Regions from separate parts of the Homo sapiens genome. Here region 1 is linked to region 2. Evidence: chromatin loops called from intact Hi-C (ENCODE). Cell type or tissue: right lobe of liver. All regions are shown on one strand.

Region 1 (5,000 bases), 66 kb before region 2:
GCGTGAGCCACTGTGCCCGGCCAATTTCATACATTTCTGACTGTGGAGGGAAGCTCTTTCTCACAGCCTCTTGACACCAATGTGGGGGACACATACCACAGCTGGCCATGGTTACTTTTGCTCTTTGACATGGTGGTGATTCTTTGAGCTTTGGGAGTTTTGTAAAGCACCTTTGTTAAAAGAATGGGAAGTATCCCACCACACACACACTCCACGGTGATGTGGCACCCACTCTCTGGGCCCACATCTGAGTAGGTGGGTCTCTCAGGGGCCACCTCAAAAAGTAAAAGAACAGACCATACTTGCCCTCAGAGAAAAAAACAAAAGACCACGAAACTGACAGGAGAGACTGGGCTCCTGGAGTGGGCAGGGGAGGGTGGGAGGGTTGCTTTCCTGCCCCTCCCTCATAGGTGAGATGGGAAGATTTCATGGGCTTTGGGCCAGAAACCTGTTCTACTTCCCAGCTCCGGGGCCTGGGCCTCCGTTTTCCCAGGAGTCATATGCGAGTAACAAAACACCCCAAGACACCCACTGGGGAAGCACTGGAAATATATATATATATATATTTTTTTTTTTCTAGACAGTCTCACTCTGTCGCCAGGCTGGAGTGCAGTGGTACGATCTCGGCTCACTGCAAGCTCTGCCTCCCAGGTTCACACCATTCTCCTGCCTCAGCCTCCCGAGTAGCTGGGACTACAGGCGCCCACTACCACGCCCGGCAAATTTTTTTGTAGTTGTAGTAGAGACGGGGTTTCACCCTGTTAGCCAGGATGGTCTCGATCTCCTGACCTCGTGATCTGCGCACCTTGGCCTCCCAAAGTGCTGGGATTACAGGTGTGAGCCACAGCGCCCGGCCCCGGAAATATTAATAGTAGCAAGCTTGCTGGTGCTCATATGTTCATTTCTCTCTTTTCCCTTAAAAACAGATGTGCACCTGCTTTAACACGGTAAAACAAAACACGAATGCCAACTGAAAACCAGCAAACAAACATAAAATGTGAAGATAAAAAAAGAGGCACGCCATTTCCAGCCCGAAATATCTATGAAATACTAAAGTCAGGACATCACAGACAAGACGCTGCTGGAAGTCCATCTCCAATATATCAGTTTATGCCAAAATAGTTATTATTGACTTAGTGGGTATAAGAGGAGTGGAGGGGCCAGGGCCTGTGGCTACACCTGAGAGGCTAGCCCGGCTCACCCCGGGATGGCACTGGGCTGCAAGCTAGCCCCTTTCCCTTTCCGAAAAGACTGCAGCCTCTGGCAGATGTGCAGGCGGCAAGAAAGTGAAAACAGGTTTTTTTTTGTTTTTTTTTTTGTTTTTGAGACAGAGTTTCGCTCCTGTTGCCCAGGCTGGAGTGCAATGGCGCGATCGCGGCTCACTGCAACCTCTGCCTCCTGGGTTCAAGCAATTCTCCTGCCTCAGCCTCCCAAGTAGCTGAGATTACAGGTGCACACCACCACACCCCGCTAATTTTTTGTATGTTTCGTAGAGACAGGGTTTCACCGTGTCCAGGCTGGTCTTGAACTTCTGACCTCAGGTGATCCGCCTGCCTCGCCCTCCCAGCGTGCTGGGATTACAGGCGTTAACCAACGCGCCCAGCCTGTTTTTTGTTTTTTGAGACAGAGTCTTGCTCTGTCACCCAGGCTGGAGTGCAGTGGTGTGACCTCCGCTCACTGCAACCTCTGCCTCCCGGGTTCAAGTGATTCTCCTGCCTCAGCCTCCCCAGTAGCTGGGATTACACGTGCATGCCACCATGCCCGGCTAATTTTTGTATTTTTAGTAGAAACAGGGTTTCACCATGTATGTGGGCCAGGCTAGTCTCAAACTTCTGACCTCAGGTGATCCGCCCGCCTCGGCCTCCCAGCTTGCTGGGATTACAGGCGTGAGCCGCCGCGCACAGCTGAAAACAGGGATTTTTAACAGAAAGACAGCAAGCCCCCCCACTCCCAAACGGGCCCTGGGAGCCGGCTCCCCCGCCCGCACCAAACTCACCGCCACAGCCTTCAGGGACTGCACGATGATCCAGTGGATCTCGTCGAACAGCTTGCTGGTCACCTCCTTGCCGCGGGTGCTCTCCAGGTAGAGCCGCAGGTTACTCACTGTCCACTTGCCCCCATGGATGTGGTTGTAGTCCTCCTGGTGACGGGAAAGCGGGCAGGCATCCCTCAGGCTATGCACCCCAGAGGAACCCAGCGGAACCGTTGCATCCCCCAAGCATTTCTGGAGTGCCCCCTGGGTGTGGGCATCCAGCAACAAGGCAAACATCCAGACCCCTGCCCCAGGGAGATCTGGGCCGGCTATTTTCCGTTTTGTTTTAAGACAGGGTCTCACTCTGTCCCCCAAGCTGGAGTGCGGTGGCATTACTTTGGTGCACTGCAACCTTGACCTCTTGAGCTCAAGCAATCCTCCCACCTCAGCCTCTCAAGTAACTGGGACTACAGGCATGTGCCACTATGCCTGGCTAATTTTTAAATTTTTTGTAGAGAAGAGGTCTCACTATGTTGCCCAGACTGGTCTTGAACTCCTGGCCTCAAGGGATCCTCCTGCCTTGGCCTCCCAAAGTGTTGGGATTACAGGCATGAGCCACTGTGCCCGGCCACCTGGGCCTCCTATTAATGTGGGGTTTTTCTGTTTTTATTTTTGTTTTTTGAGACAGAGTCTCACTCTGTCACCCAGGCTGGAGTGCAATGGCACGATCTCGGCTTACTGCACTGTGAGCCACCGCGCTTGGCCTTCCGTGGGTATTTTAAAATGCTCATCTCCCTAATACTCTCAGGCTTAATCATTTATGCCTCACAGCACAGGCTGTGGAGTGCTGCCGGGATACCCTTCAAGACCAAGGCACTCATTCTTCTAGCTGAGACCCACCCTCACTGAGAGTGCCCTTGGCTTGAGGGAGCTGCCTAATCCAGGGTGAAAGCCCTCCCCAAGGCAACAGCATACCATGTCTGGCTGATGCCAGGTGTCAGCCCCTGCTCCCTCCAGGACAGCTCTGCAGGGCCACCCCTGCTCCACAGCGCCCCACGGTGGGCAGAGGCCTCCACTGCAGCAACATCAGCTTGCCGACTTCTACCTCAGAGTCTTTCCTGGGGAAGCCAACCTAAGACACTGGGCTCACACTGCAGTTTAAAAGCACCACACTCATCACTCTCTAACAACCTTGAGAAGACGCCATTATCATCCCATTTCACAGGGGACGCCGGGCTCAGAGAAGCTGTTACTTGGCCAAGCTTTCCTCCTGGGCTGGGATGGGGCTGGGCCTCCAGCCCAAATGTTCTGATGCCACTTCTGAGCTCTTCCTGTTTTGCCACCCCTGAAAATTAATTCTCCATACAATGCTTATCTTTGAAGGCAAAGAGCTAGAAAATACCCAAATGTATTACATTGTTAGGAGACTACATTTCATTTTCTAAGTATAAAGTGAGAACCATGAACTAAAACAAAACCAGCCTACTAACTCTTCGAGCAAACACCACTGACTCAAAGCAGATAAAAGGAGAATTAACCATATTTTAAAAGAAAGTCCAGGCGCGGTGGCTCACGCCTGTAATCCCAGCACTTTGGGAAGCTGGGGTGAGAGGATCACCTGAGGTCAGGAGTTCGAGACCAGCCTGGCCAACATGGTGAAACCTCGTCTCTACTAAAAACCCCAGCCAGGTGTGGTGGCGTGCACCTGTAACCCCAGTTACTCGGGGGGCTGAGGCAGAAGAATCGCTTGAACCCGGAAGGCAGAGGTTGCAGTGAGCCGAGATCCTGCCACTGTACTCCAGCGTGGGTGACAGAGCAAGACTCTGTCTAAAAAAACTAATAATCATAAATACATAAATAAAAAATAAAATTTGTAAAACTGATGCTTGCTTGGTTTACTCTGAGGAAGACCTGAAGGGGAAGCGAGTTAGGCCAGCCACATGTGGAAGCCACTTGGCCCCGGTAAGCAGTGGCCATCGTCATCCCAAGACCAGCAAGGTGAACCCCTGGCTCCTGTTGGCAGCTGTGGGGCCCAGAGGGCTGGTGAGCTGCCCAAGTCACACAGAGGTAAGTGATGGGCAGAGGACCGAGTCCAGCCTCGTCTGACCAAACTCTTCAGCAGGTTCTTCAGAAATGCATATTTCATACCAATACTCACTCTCTTTCTCCTCAAATCAGAAAACAGACCAGAGCATTCAAGGCTTCCATCCAAAGAAGATTCAAATCAAAGAAGGAGTCTTTCATAAAGAAACGAGACCTTTGGTTTATGTTGGGGTGAAATTAGAGCCCCTAACCTGAACTGGGTCCACAAAGCCCTGTGTGTCTGCCCTTGCTGGCCTCTCCAGTCCCTCCCCATCCACTGCCCTCACGCCAGGGGCTCCTGCTACCCTGGCGTCCTTTCAGCCCCTGTAATGCTCCCTCTGGCAACAGGGCCTCGGCACACGTTGTACCTACTACTATGGAACCTTCTCCACCCTCTCTGGATTATCCCTACTCATGCTTCAGATCTCGGCTCCAGCACCGCTTTGCAGGGAAGCCTTCTCCAACCACTGGATAAGGGGCTTCTTTTGTTCCATGATCTTCTAGATGTGTGTTCCTCACTTTCAGAGCAAGCAGCTCAGTTTGTAATTTCATGTTCATCAGGGTGATTATTTGATGACTATCTCCCCTGGAAGCTCTGGGATCTGTGAGAGTAGGTACTAAGGTAGGCTTTGCCTATCACTGTGTCCTGGGCACTCAGAAGGGGACCAACTCACATAGGTACTCAATGGGTACAGATGGGGCCTCCGATGGGGCTATGTCCAGATAAACCCATAGCAAGTTGAAAATATTGTAAGTTGAAAGTAGATTTGGCCGGGCGCAGTAGCTCACACCTCTAATCCCAGCACTTTGGGAGGCCGAGGAGGGTGGATCACGAGGTCAAGAGATCAAGACCATTCTGGCCAACATGGGGAAATCCCATCTCTACTAAAAATACAAAAATTAGCTGGGCGTGGTGGCGCACGCCTGTGATCCCAGCTACTCAGGA
Region 2 (5,000 bases):
TTCCTCCCTTCCAAGAACAGAGATGCTAGGCGACTTGCCCAGAGGCACACAGCCAGCATGTAGCAGGATTCATGCCTGTGGGAGCTGGGGTTGGGGGATATTGACGGCTTTAGCGGATCAAAAGAGCTGGTGAGTAGGGCTATACAATCTGGGGGTCATCCTGTGAGAGAGCCCCCAGACTGCTCAGTTCTTAGGGGTCCAGTCATATGCTGTCTTTTTGCCCCAGAGGAGAAATGTCTGAAGTAAGACCCCTCTCCAGAGACATCTTGATGGAGACCCTCCTGTATGAGCAGCTCCTGGAACCCCCGACCATGGAGGTTCTTGGCATGACTGACTCTGAAGAGGACCTGGACCCTATGGAGGACTTCGATTCTTTGGAATGCATGGAGGGCAGGTAGGTCCCCATGGCCTGCCCTACCCCCTGCCTGATAGTGACTTCAGGGGTGGGCTGGATGAGCAGACATTCTATGAGCGGGGGAGCGCCTGCAGATGCCTCCCAGGCAGGGCCTCCGAGAGGAAGATTTCCCGGATGTGGGCATGGAGGCTTCTGCCCTGGGAGCGGCTTCACTTTGCTGCCCCACCCTCCCCTGATACCAGCTCACAGACCCCTGGACAGCCAGCATGTTCACAGTCTCAAGATGGACCTGGGGCCCCTGGCTGTCAAAATGGCACAGTGTTTGGGCCTCAGGGAGCTAGACAGGCCCTTAGCGACCTGCTGAGGACATCAGGGCCTCTTGAAGGAGGTGACTCTGTTGCCAGAAAGGGGACCCGATCCAGATCCCAAGAGAGGGTTCTTAGATCTCAAGCAAGAAAGAATTTGGGCCACACGCAGTGGCTCGCGCCTGTAATCCCAGCACTTAGGGAGGCTGAGGCAGGCGGATCACTTGAGGTCAGGAGCTCGAGACCAGCCTGGCCAACATGGCAAAACCCTGTCTCTACTAAAAATACAAAAAGTAGCTGGGCCTGGTGGCACATGTCTGTAGTCCCAGCTAGTCGGGAGGCTGAGGCAGGAGAATCTCTTGAACCCAGGAGGCAGAGGTTGCAGTGACCCAAGGTTGCAAAAATGCACTCCAGCCTGGGCAACAGAGCGAGACTCCATCTCAAAAAAAGAAAACCTACTCTATAGGCAGAGCAGCGGCATGGGCTGCTCAACTGAATATACTTATAGTTATTTCCTGATTACATGCTAAACAAGGGGTGGATTATTCATGAGTTTCCGGGTAAGGGGTGGGCAGTTCCCGGAACCGAGAATTCCTCCTCCTTTTAGACAATATAGGGCAACTTCCTGACGTTGCCGTGGCATTTGTAAACTGTCGTGGCACTGGTGAGTGACTCCAACATGCTAATATAGTTGGTGCACAATGAATAGTGAGGATGACTGGAGGTCACTTTTGTGCCCATCTTGGCTTTGGTGGGCTTTGGCTGGCGTCTTTGCCGAATCCTGTTTTATCAGCAGGGTCTTTGTAACCTGTATCTTATGCTGATGTCCTATCTCATCCTGTGACTTAGAATTCCTAGCCTCCTGGGAATGCAACCCAGTAGGTCTCAGCCTTTTGTTACCCAGCCCCTAATCAAGATGGAGTCGCTCTGGTTCAACTGCCTCTGACGGCTCTCATTTTAGAAAACCAGAACCGGGCCGGGCGCCGTGGCTCATGCCTGTAATCCCAGCACTTTGGGAGGCTGAGGTGGGCGGATCACCTGAGGTTGGGAGTTCGAGACTAGCCTGGCCAACATGGTGAAACCCAACCTCTACTAAAAATACAAATGTTACCCAGGTATGGGGCCGGGGGTGGGGGGATGGGCGCTGGTAGTCCCAGCTACTCAGGAGGCTGAGGCAGGAAAATCACTTGAACCCGGGACGTGGAGGTTGCAGTGAGCCCTGAGATTGCACCACTGCACTCCAGCCTGGGTAACAGAGTAAGACTCCGTTTCACAAAAAAAGAGAAAGAGAAAAGAAAGAAAGAAAAAAGAAAGAAAACCAGAACCTATGGAAGAGCCTGAGGAGGCCATGCAGTTCCTGGTCCCGGCTTCAAAGAATCACTGAGGCATGAAGAAGGGATCTTCCTTGGACTGACAAGGACCCTGGAGGCAGCAGGATTTGCCTGGGGTTTCAGGGGCCAAGGTCCAGTAGGACCTGACCCTTGCACTCTGCCAACTGCTCCCAGCTATGTCCAGCACACGGCAGCATACCCAGATGTCCAGGCACACCCGGCCATCCCAGCGGCAGGAAGGACCTGCACTTTTTTTTTTTTTTTTTGAGACAGAGTCTCTGTCACCCAGGCTGGAGTGCAGTGGCATGATCTTGGCTCACTGCAACCTCCACCTCCCGGGTTCAAGTGATTTTCCTGCCTCAGCCTCCTGAGTAGCTGGGAGTGCAGGCGTGCACCAGCATGCCCGGCTTTTTTTTTTTTTTTGAGACGGAGTCTCGCTGTGTCGCCCAGGCTGGAGTACAGTGGCATGATCTCTGCTCACCACAAGCTCCACCTCCCTGGTTTACGCCATTCTCCTGCCTCAGCCTCCTGAGTAGCTGGGACTACAGGCGCCTGCCACCACACCTGGCTAATTTTTTGTATTTTCAGTAGAGACAGGGTTTCATCATGTTAGCCAGGATGGTCTCGATCTCCTGACCTCGTGATCTGCCTGCCTCGGCCTCCCAAAAAGTGCTGGGATTACAGGCGTGAGCCACCACACCCGGCCAGGACTGGCACTTTCATTCTTCCCCTGGTACAGATGAGGAACGTGAAGGCCCAGGAGCAGCTGACCTCAGTAGTTTCTACCCTGAGCCTGGAAGAGAATGGTCAGGCCTGACCTGGGCTGTTGCTTTCTGCTGGGGAATCCTGTCTCTGATGTGGCACCTCCCACAGGCCAGGGACCAGCTCCATGTTCCACAGGATTCTTTTCTGCTCAGGATTTTTTTTTTCAGCCTCAGGATTTTTAGTCATTAAGGATTTTAGAACTGGAGGCACCTGTCCATTAATGGACAAGGTTGGAGGACATGAAGCCTGGGGCAGTATTTTCCTGAGGTTTCCCAGGGTAACAGAAGGTAGGACCACAGCCCCCAACCCTGATTGCCAGCCCACACCTGTACCCCTCCCACCCGCATCCCCTCCAAGTAGGGAGTGTAGGCCCAGGGCATTGGCAGGTCAGGTGGGTGGGGCCAGGGCCCAGGGCCGGCCTCAGCTCAGGGCCCCTAGGAGTCCCACTTCCCTGGGAGTTCCCCCGGTGTAGTCACTGGGATGGAATGCACACAGGTCCCTGGTAGAGGCCCAGACCAGCAAGCTGGGAGGGTGGGGAGTGTCTTAGTCTTTGTGTGGGAGTGAATGCGGGTGGGGTGTAGGATCAAGGATGTGGTTTAGTGGGGGGCCTACTAGGGGCTTCTTAGTCCCCCCATTTGGAGAGGGGTGGTGCCAGCAGGGCTGGTTTCAGGATTGGGACCAGGACACAGGTCTTAGAGCCCCCTCACCTCCCACAAAGGAAGGTAAGCTGCAACCCCTGTGGGAAGGGGGCTCAAGGGGGCTCAGCCATCCGGGGGACTCAGCACCACCAGACCTGTCCATTCCCCTTGGTCAGCCTCAGCCATCCGGGGGCTCAGCACCCCCAGACCTGCCTGTTCCCCTTGTCCACCATTTCCACCAAAGCCCACAGGTGGGCCTGCCCCAGGATTCTTTTTGAAATAGCTTGCACCTCTGGGGCCACCCACGGATGGGACCTCATGGGTATCTCTGAATCCAAGTGGGAGCCGGAGGAGGGATACAGGGAGGCCCACTCACTGCCTGCCCCAAATCTGACACCATCTCTTATCCTCTGGGCCACTCCCAGCTGCACACAATCCGTTGGCTGGGTGGGTCCAGGTGCATGTGGCCTCCACGGCACAGCCACACCCGACTCCTGTGTGTGCTCCCTGCAGTGACGCATTGGCCCTGCGGCTGGCCTGCATCGGGGACGAGATGGACGTGAGCCTCAGGGCCCCGCGCCTGGCCCAGCTCTCCGAGGTGGCCATGCACAGGTAGCCGGCCTATGCCCTATGCCTCTACACCTGGGGAGGGGCCCTGGGCGGTGGGTGGAGGCCCTGAACACAGCACAGGGCTGGGCCCTGAGGAAGCTCTGTGGGGGATGTGCCTTGACACTGGGGCTATACTGAAACCCTTGGCTGCTTCCCGCACCTCTCCTGGGAGCCCCCAGCTCCTGGCACTCGCCCCCTGCCACCTGTCCCTGGCATTCCTGGGCAACAAAGCAGAGCCCAGGGCCCTTTTCTCTCTCGCCGTCCTCATTGAGCCCAGATGGTACATTTCCACCGTGGTCTTAAGAGGGGGTGCTACGTGAGCTCGGATCCTAGATCCTGGGGGCTGGGCCTCTCAGCGAGTCTCCGGTGGGGGAATAGAGTGGGCAGTGGCTTGTGAGGGCCCTGTAGAATGGGGGTTTATTTTCCACGTGGCCAGCTCTGGAAGACAGGGCCAAACACCCGGTGGGCTGGCGGGCGGCTGGCTGGCGGAGGAAGCAGGAAGTTGGAATGAATTTGACCACAAACAGTCCATACCACGCGGCCCCTGCAGGTGGAGGCGCCCACGGAAAGGGCCCCGGGTGGCTGTGGGGTGGGAGGGCACAGGCCCCTGCTCCCCACAGCTGTGATGGTGTCATCTAAGTACAGGCTGCCCCTACCTGCTCCTGCAGTAATGGCTTTGTCCCCCCATCCTCTTTGTCTATAGCCTGGGTCTGGCTTTCATCTACGACCAGACTGAGGACATCAGGGATGTTCTTAGAAGTTTCATGGACGGTTTCACCACACTTAAGGAGAACATAATGAGGTTCTGGAGATCCCCGAACCCCGGGTCCTGGGTAAGAGCCTTGAGATCCCTGACCCTGACTTGCGCTGCGGCCAGTGGGGGCTGTCAGAGCCGCTCCTTGGGGCGCCACAGTCCCCACCACTCCGTATCATCATCTGTGTCACCTGTGTCCACATCTGCCTGATCCCATGGGCTTTTGGGTTTGAGATGCCTGGT

The links. A loop is a pair of places that touch in the nucleus more often than their neighbours do. Peaks named below come from ENCODE experiments on the same cell type or tissue, not always from the same donor. Only the 100,000 strongest peaks of a DNase experiment are listed, where the experiment ranks them.
Region 1: it touches region 2 in a loop (4-fold over the local background); 2 of 110 quality-filtered maps call a loop at or near these places.

Annotation. Positions count from the first base shown.
Region 1 is chr22:43,057,388-43,062,387 of GRCh38, forward strand. It overlaps TTLL1 (TTL family tubulin polyglutamylase complex subunit L1), which reads right to left. Exons shown (of 11, transcript NM_012263.5): 8 at 1,997-2,140. Among named protein-coding and RNA genes, the nearest start is that of TTLL1-AS1, 21 kb to the left of the region's middle. In right lobe of liver, a CTCF peak has its summit at 3,023; no DNase peak of the experiment used is centred here.
Region 2 is chr22:43,123,790-43,128,789 of GRCh38, forward strand. It overlaps BIK (BCL2 interacting killer), which reads left to right. Exons shown (of 5, transcript NM_001197.5): 2 at 227-394; 3 at 3,908-4,006; 4 at 4,707-4,836. The coding sequence starts at 234. Among named protein-coding and RNA genes, the nearest start is that of BIK, 16 kb to the left of the region's middle. RefSeq lists an enhancer at 4,781-5,000. In right lobe of liver, no CTCF peak of the experiment used is centred here; DNase peaks (open chromatin) are centred at 2,152 and 3,205; H3K27ac peaks cover 1,776 bases.